2 separate regions of the Homo sapiens genome follow, and region 2 is linked to region 1. The links are chromatin contacts, found by Hi-C or POLR2A ChIA-PET in ENCODE. All regions are on one chromosome and are shown on one strand. Each heading gives the region's core, a stretch centred on a gene start or an enhancer-like site at or near the end of the contact. The rest is flanking DNA. Distances are from core to core; before and after follow the strand shown. Region 1 overlaps TRD-AS1 (TRD antisense RNA 1). Region 2 overlaps SLC7A7 (solute carrier family 7 member 7).

Region 1 (2,700 bases), core at 185-2,684:
TTGACACTAACTTACATGTTACCTTAGCCAGGTTTCTTCATCTCTCTGGGCCTGGGTTTTTGCATCTGCAAAACAAATGAGTTAAAAAAAATAATAACCAAAGGAGAACAAAAGAGTCTCATGACTTGTGCCAACACTGATAGCTGAACTAGCTGAGCTATTGCCATGTGTACATGGAAAGTGAGCCACAATAGATTAGTGATGTCTGCAATGGTACAGTATAGCAAGTACCGGCCAACCCCAGACTACATGACCCCTACGATTCCTTCTAGCACTGGCAGTCTATTCTATAACAACTTTCTTCACTGCAGGCTGACTGGCATGAGGAAGCTACACTCCTGAAGAAACCAAAGGCTTACAAAAATGCATCTCCTTGGCTTCTGACTTCTTTGTGATTCAAGTTGACCTGTCATAGCCTTGTTAAAATGGCTGCTAGCCAAACCACTTTTTCTTCAAAGACAACAAACCCAGCTCATCCTCCAGCTTGATGGGAAGACAAAAGTCCTGGGGAAGGGGGGTTTATGTCCTAACTGCTTTGTATGCTGTTTTATAAAGGGATAGAAGGATATAAAAAGATATAGGACTCTTTTTTTACTCCTACAAGTGATACACTTTGAAAATGATGTTTTGTTCCTTTTGACTTTCTTTACCTTTTGAAGTAGAAAGTGGGAACCAACAGGTTCACAGCTTCATTCCTCATGAGGCAAATAGGCCTTGGGAGAAGAAGAGCGGGTGCCCTTTTATCTAAACATGGAAGGCTCTGCTCAACTGAGCACTAGATTTGCTACAAACCAGCATCATCTTCTTCCTCCTGTCCTCACGGCTTGTCCCACCCTCTATGTTCACTTCAGGAGCCACACTAGAGATTCTGCATGGCGTGGAGGAGGACAAAGTTTCAGCACTTTCTGCCTCTCCTAATACTTTACAAATGAGATTACATTTGAATTTGCTAATACTTTATGAGCAGGCAATGAGGTTTCCAAAATCTCATCTAAATACTCTCCAATCTATTAGCAAAAATCAGAGTAAAATACAGAGGAAAGGCACTGCTTTCTGTTAATTGATTTAACATGCATGAATTAGCTCCCTCTGAGTTCCAGGCACTATGCTGAGAGTACAAAGAAGACACAAGTCTGCTTTCAAGCAACTCACTGTGAAAGTGTTTTTGAAGGGAGGAACAGAAATGAGACCCCTATCTTTCCCTATAAAAACAACATTTTTACTGTCTTTTGCCTGCCAATCTGTATTTGAAACCATTGGACACTGATTCTCTGGCCTGGGACTTTGGCATTGATGGTTTTCTGCCTTTCTTCTCAGCCTCTGCCTCTATTGCATTTATTAAACTGCATTGTGTGCACCTCGCCTCTGGCTTTACTCTTTGCAGATCACCACAGGGGGAAACTCAGCTCTGTGAGCTCACTATTAGTCAGCCAAAAGCCAAATTGAACTTATGGGTCACACTGCACTTTCCTGAGCCCCAAGCCTACAGAGGCCCTGCCTTGGAGACCCAGCCTCGGGTTTCCTGCTGCCTCTGCTGATGCCGCTGTTACAGCAAGAGCAACAGCAGCACCTGCAGCGTGGCCAGTGACCTCTGCTACTGCCACCCAGGAAGGCCACAGCCTTTTCCAGGAGCACTGCTCAGGTGCAGAGCCCTAGCAACCCATTATTGTGGTTCTCTCAGCACCTATGTGGAGCATCAAGTCGGGGGTTATGAGGTTACAAGTGAAAGAGTGACTGTCGCCAACAACTCCACTTGCCATCCCCGACAGCAAACTCCCCCATCATGTCTACTACACCTTGTATGTGTAAGGAATGCTGATTTCCAAAACATTCACGAGTTACCTTGTGTAATATTAGGGTGTTTCCTCTGAAGTTGTTAGGAACAAAAAGATCATATTCTCATTTTTCAGATAAAACAAAAATGCCCTCTCCTCAAAAAAGTATGTATCATGTCCAGAGTCATTCAGTGAGGCAGGGATATTGCTGGGAGCAGAACCAAGGTCTCAAGATTTTCAGCCCAAAGTTCCTGCTATAAGAACATACTGCATCCCCAAATGAGGACAAGATGTCAAAGTGAGTATCAGCTAGAATGAACTTCAGGATTGTCCCATATTTAGCATATAAATGAGCCACCCTCTAGCCCACTATGCCAGAAACAAAAAAAATCCTGGCATATCACAGGACCATGAATTTCCCACACCAAAAGGAGCCTCCAGGGAAGATTTAAGGCAAGAGCCAGGAGGGATTATGGCTGCCTTCTGATCTGGGGCCATGATATGTGAACTGTGAGATGGACATGTGTCACACTCAGTAGGCATTAGAACAGAAGCCCCAGAAAGCCAAGCCACATGCCCAAGGTCTTTGGCTCCCTCATCCCCTGTTCTTTCCATTGTTCTATACAGTGGCTACTCTTGTCCACTGTTTCTGAAGAGCACATAAACTGCTGCCCAAACCACTCACTGATAGAGCCACCTAGGGTACAGCTGCAGAAGAGAGCCCTGGAAGTGTAACGCTGCATCTCTGGGCCTGTCATTATCCAGGTATACGACTTTGAGAATGTCCACCATGTCTCTGGACTGCAGTGTAGTTTCTATAAAATAACATGTAAGGCCTCTTCTATTTCTAAGATTATATCTAATAACTCTAATAGTTCTATTAAGGCAGATAATTCAAGAGAAGAGGAAGGAGGGACTGATTCCC
Region 2 (2,882 bases), core at 200-2,699, 330 kb after region 1:
AATTCTGGGGTGGAACCCAGGCATCGGCATGTTTTTAAAACTCCCCAGGTGACTCTGAAGCATGGTGACAATTGAGAACGGCTTTTCCCACCTCTAGTGACACAAGACCCTCATCAATTCTCCTCAAAAGCAATTTTTCTGCTTCCTTAATTCTCGTTCTCCAAGCCAATTCTCATCTCATTCTTCTCCCCAGTGGTTCAGATTTATGTAGTCAGGGAGTGGGAGTGATGAGTATTGTTTTCTTTCTTTCTTTTTTTTTTTTTTTTTTTTTTGAGACAGCGTCTCACTCTGTTGCCCATGCTGGAATGCAGTGGCACAATCTTGGCTCACTGCAGCTTGGACCAAATGGGCTTAAACAATCCTCCCACCTCAGCCACCTGAGTAGCTGGGACTACAGGCATGCACCACCATGCCCAATTAATTTTTTTTTTTTTTTTTTGTAGAGACCAAGTTCTCCAGACTGGTCTCCTGAGCTTAAGCCATCCTCCTACCTCAGTCTCCCAAAATGCTAGGATTACAGGTGTGAGCCACCGTGCCCAATCTGAGTATTGCTTGCTTGCTTTCTTTCTTTCTTTCTTTCTTTCTTTCTTTCTTTCTTTCTTTCTTTCTTTCTTTCTTTTCTATTCTTTTCTTTTCTTTTCTTTTCTTTTCTTTTCTTTTTTAATTGAGACAGAGTCTCACTCTGTCGCCCAGGCTGGAGTGCAGTGGTGCAATCTCGGCTCACTGCAAGCTCCGCCTCCCGGGTTCACACCATTCTCCTGCCTCAGCCTCCCGAGTAGCTGGGACCACAGGCGCCTGCCACCACACCCAGCTAATTTTTTGTATTTTTAGTAGAGACGGGTTTCACCATGTTAGCCAGGATGGTCTCAATCTCCTGACCTTGTGATCTGCCCGCCTCGGCCTCCCAAAGTGCTGGGATTACAGGCGTGAGCCACCGTGCCCGGCCTTGTTTTCTTAATTCTCCAGATGATTCCAATCCACAGCCAGAGTTAGGACCCACTGCTGCCCAGCATCTTCCGCAACCTCCTCTAGGCTACCTGCCCAGCTTCTTCTGAGGCAGAGAGAAAAAGAAAGGAACATAGAAACATAGAACATAGAAAGGAAGAGAGCAAGGATGAGCCCCCAAAGGGACTTGATGATCAAAGCAGCATAAAGGTCTACCCCTTCACTGCTGGTCAAGAGTTTGTTCCAAAGTTCACAACAAACCCACACTAGAACCCAAGGCTCTGATGAAAGCCTATTTCTTGAGGTGAATATGGGCCAGAAAAGGTAAGTTTCTTCACCTCCACCCTCAGATGGCTCTTGGGAAAAGCCCTCTGAAAAAGGCAACTAGCTTCCAAGTAGAAGGTTCAAAGGGCAAAAGTCCGTTGGGGGGCCCAGCATCTGACTGTTCCACCTCATTAGCCACAAGTACATGAGATCAGTCATTCTGGTACCAGGAGAAGCTGCACGAGGACACCTGGCCAAAGCTCTCAGACACACAGAGATCCAAAGTCCTTCACAGCCCACAGCGGCTCTGGCAGACTCAGGGTAAGCTGTCTGCCCCCTTCCCACAGCAACCCTCAGCCCCCACCAGCACCCTGAAAGGCAAAAGCACGAAATACCCTTCTCAGCCAAGTTGAACCTGGAATCATATCTTCTGTTCATTCATCCAGCCAACATTTATTGAAGAACCCACTACATGCAATTCACTGTGGCCACATGTGTATGACACGAAGAATCTTTGCCTGATCCCTGAAGAACAGTACTCTGTAAACAAAGAGCCCTGAACTGCCAGGTACTGCTGACTCACTGGTACAGGGGACATACTGAAGGCATAGATGGTAAAAATGTCCTGGTAGTGTCCTGAATGGCAAAACAACTAGGTCTCAGTGTGGGCAAGTGTAGGTAAGGCAAGAACAGTCATGTCCACCTGTGAACAGTGGGCCAAAACACCTTGGCTCTGAGGAAAGGACAGTCGGGTGGAGCTGGACTTCTGGACACCTATCCTCTTGCTGAGAGGAAAGTTCCACCTCTCTTGCAAAACAGAAAGAAAAGGCTCAGCCCTCCTTTCTGATCCCTGAGCTATTGTGAAGTAAAATGTAAACTGCTTTTAAGTCATCCAAAGACAGCATGCGGAAGGTAAAGCTTTTAGAAATCAATAAGATGCATATGATATGAATATAACTTGCAGTAATAGATACTATTTTTAACTGACAACTGTGTGCCAGGTCACTATGTACTTACACCTATCTTCTAATTTAATCTGACAGAGAGTAAGTTTTATTATCTTTATTTTACACTTGAGAAAACTGAGGTCAGGCAGTGACTAGCTCCAAAGCCTACATCCATTCCACCACACCACATACCTCCCTAACTGTATGCAAGAATGTGAGACGGGGAGTGGGATTATCTCCCCCTGTGGTAATGGAGATGCCTAGAACTTCAGAGCACTGGGGCAGTCCACGAATTTCTCCAAGAAGTCAGAATAAGCAGCTTCAGGAGGTGCCATCTGCACACCTCTCTGTTTGGGAAAAGCAACCATTTCTACTACCCTAGACAGGACAGTGAGGCTCCTTCAAAACTCAGAATTCCTTCACTCACTCACTCATTCATTCATTCATTAAGCTTATATTGAGTACCCACTGTGTTCCAGGCCCTGTGCAGGCTCTGAGATTAAGATCCAGTCTCCAGCCTTCACTCAAAAGTGGACATTGACAATTACAAGAATCAGTTGCTATGAAAGTCACTGAGAGGCAACCTATCTACCCACACGTCACTGGAGGAGTGAATGGGGTGCAGGCAAGCACCAGGATCACTGTTATCTGGACTGAGTGCATGGAGGCTGCTGCTGGGGTGGGGGAGGGGAAGCAATATTCCTGACAGAGAGGGCAAAACGTTAT

The links. A loop is a pair of places that touch in the nucleus more often than their neighbours do. ChIA-PET counts read pairs that join two places held with the same protein, here RNA polymerase II (POLR2A). Pooled maps may share reads with other maps.
Region 2: a pooled map shows a loop between it and region 1 (4-fold over the local background). The contact joins two enhancer-like sites. A Hi-C loop is called at or near these places in 3 of 37 single-sample maps with no recorded cell type and 4 of 50 pooled maps. POLR2A ChIA-PET finds 5 or more read pairs at or near these places in 1 of 52 experiments (OCI-LY7).

Annotation. Positions count from the first base shown.
Region 1 is chr14:22,465,222-22,467,921 of GRCh38, forward strand. The region is part of intron 2 of TRD-AS1 (TRD antisense RNA 1); the gene reads right to left. It also overlaps TRA, TRD and TRDC. Among named protein-coding and RNA genes, the nearest start is that of TRD-AS1, 16 kb to the right of the region's middle. Within about 2 kb of position 1,435, at least 2 of the 41 ENCODE cell types and tissues checked have a DNase peak (open chromatin) inside an H3K27ac peak, as active enhancers do.
Region 2 is chr14:22,794,827-22,797,708 of GRCh38, forward strand. All of the region lies in intron 2 of SLC7A7 (solute carrier family 7 member 7), which reads right to left. Among named protein-coding and RNA genes, the nearest start is that of SLC7A7, 19 kb to the right of the region's middle. RefSeq lists an enhancer at 1,688-1,757. Within about 2 kb of position 1,450, at least 2 of the 41 ENCODE cell types and tissues checked have a DNase peak (open chromatin) inside an H3K27ac peak, as active enhancers do.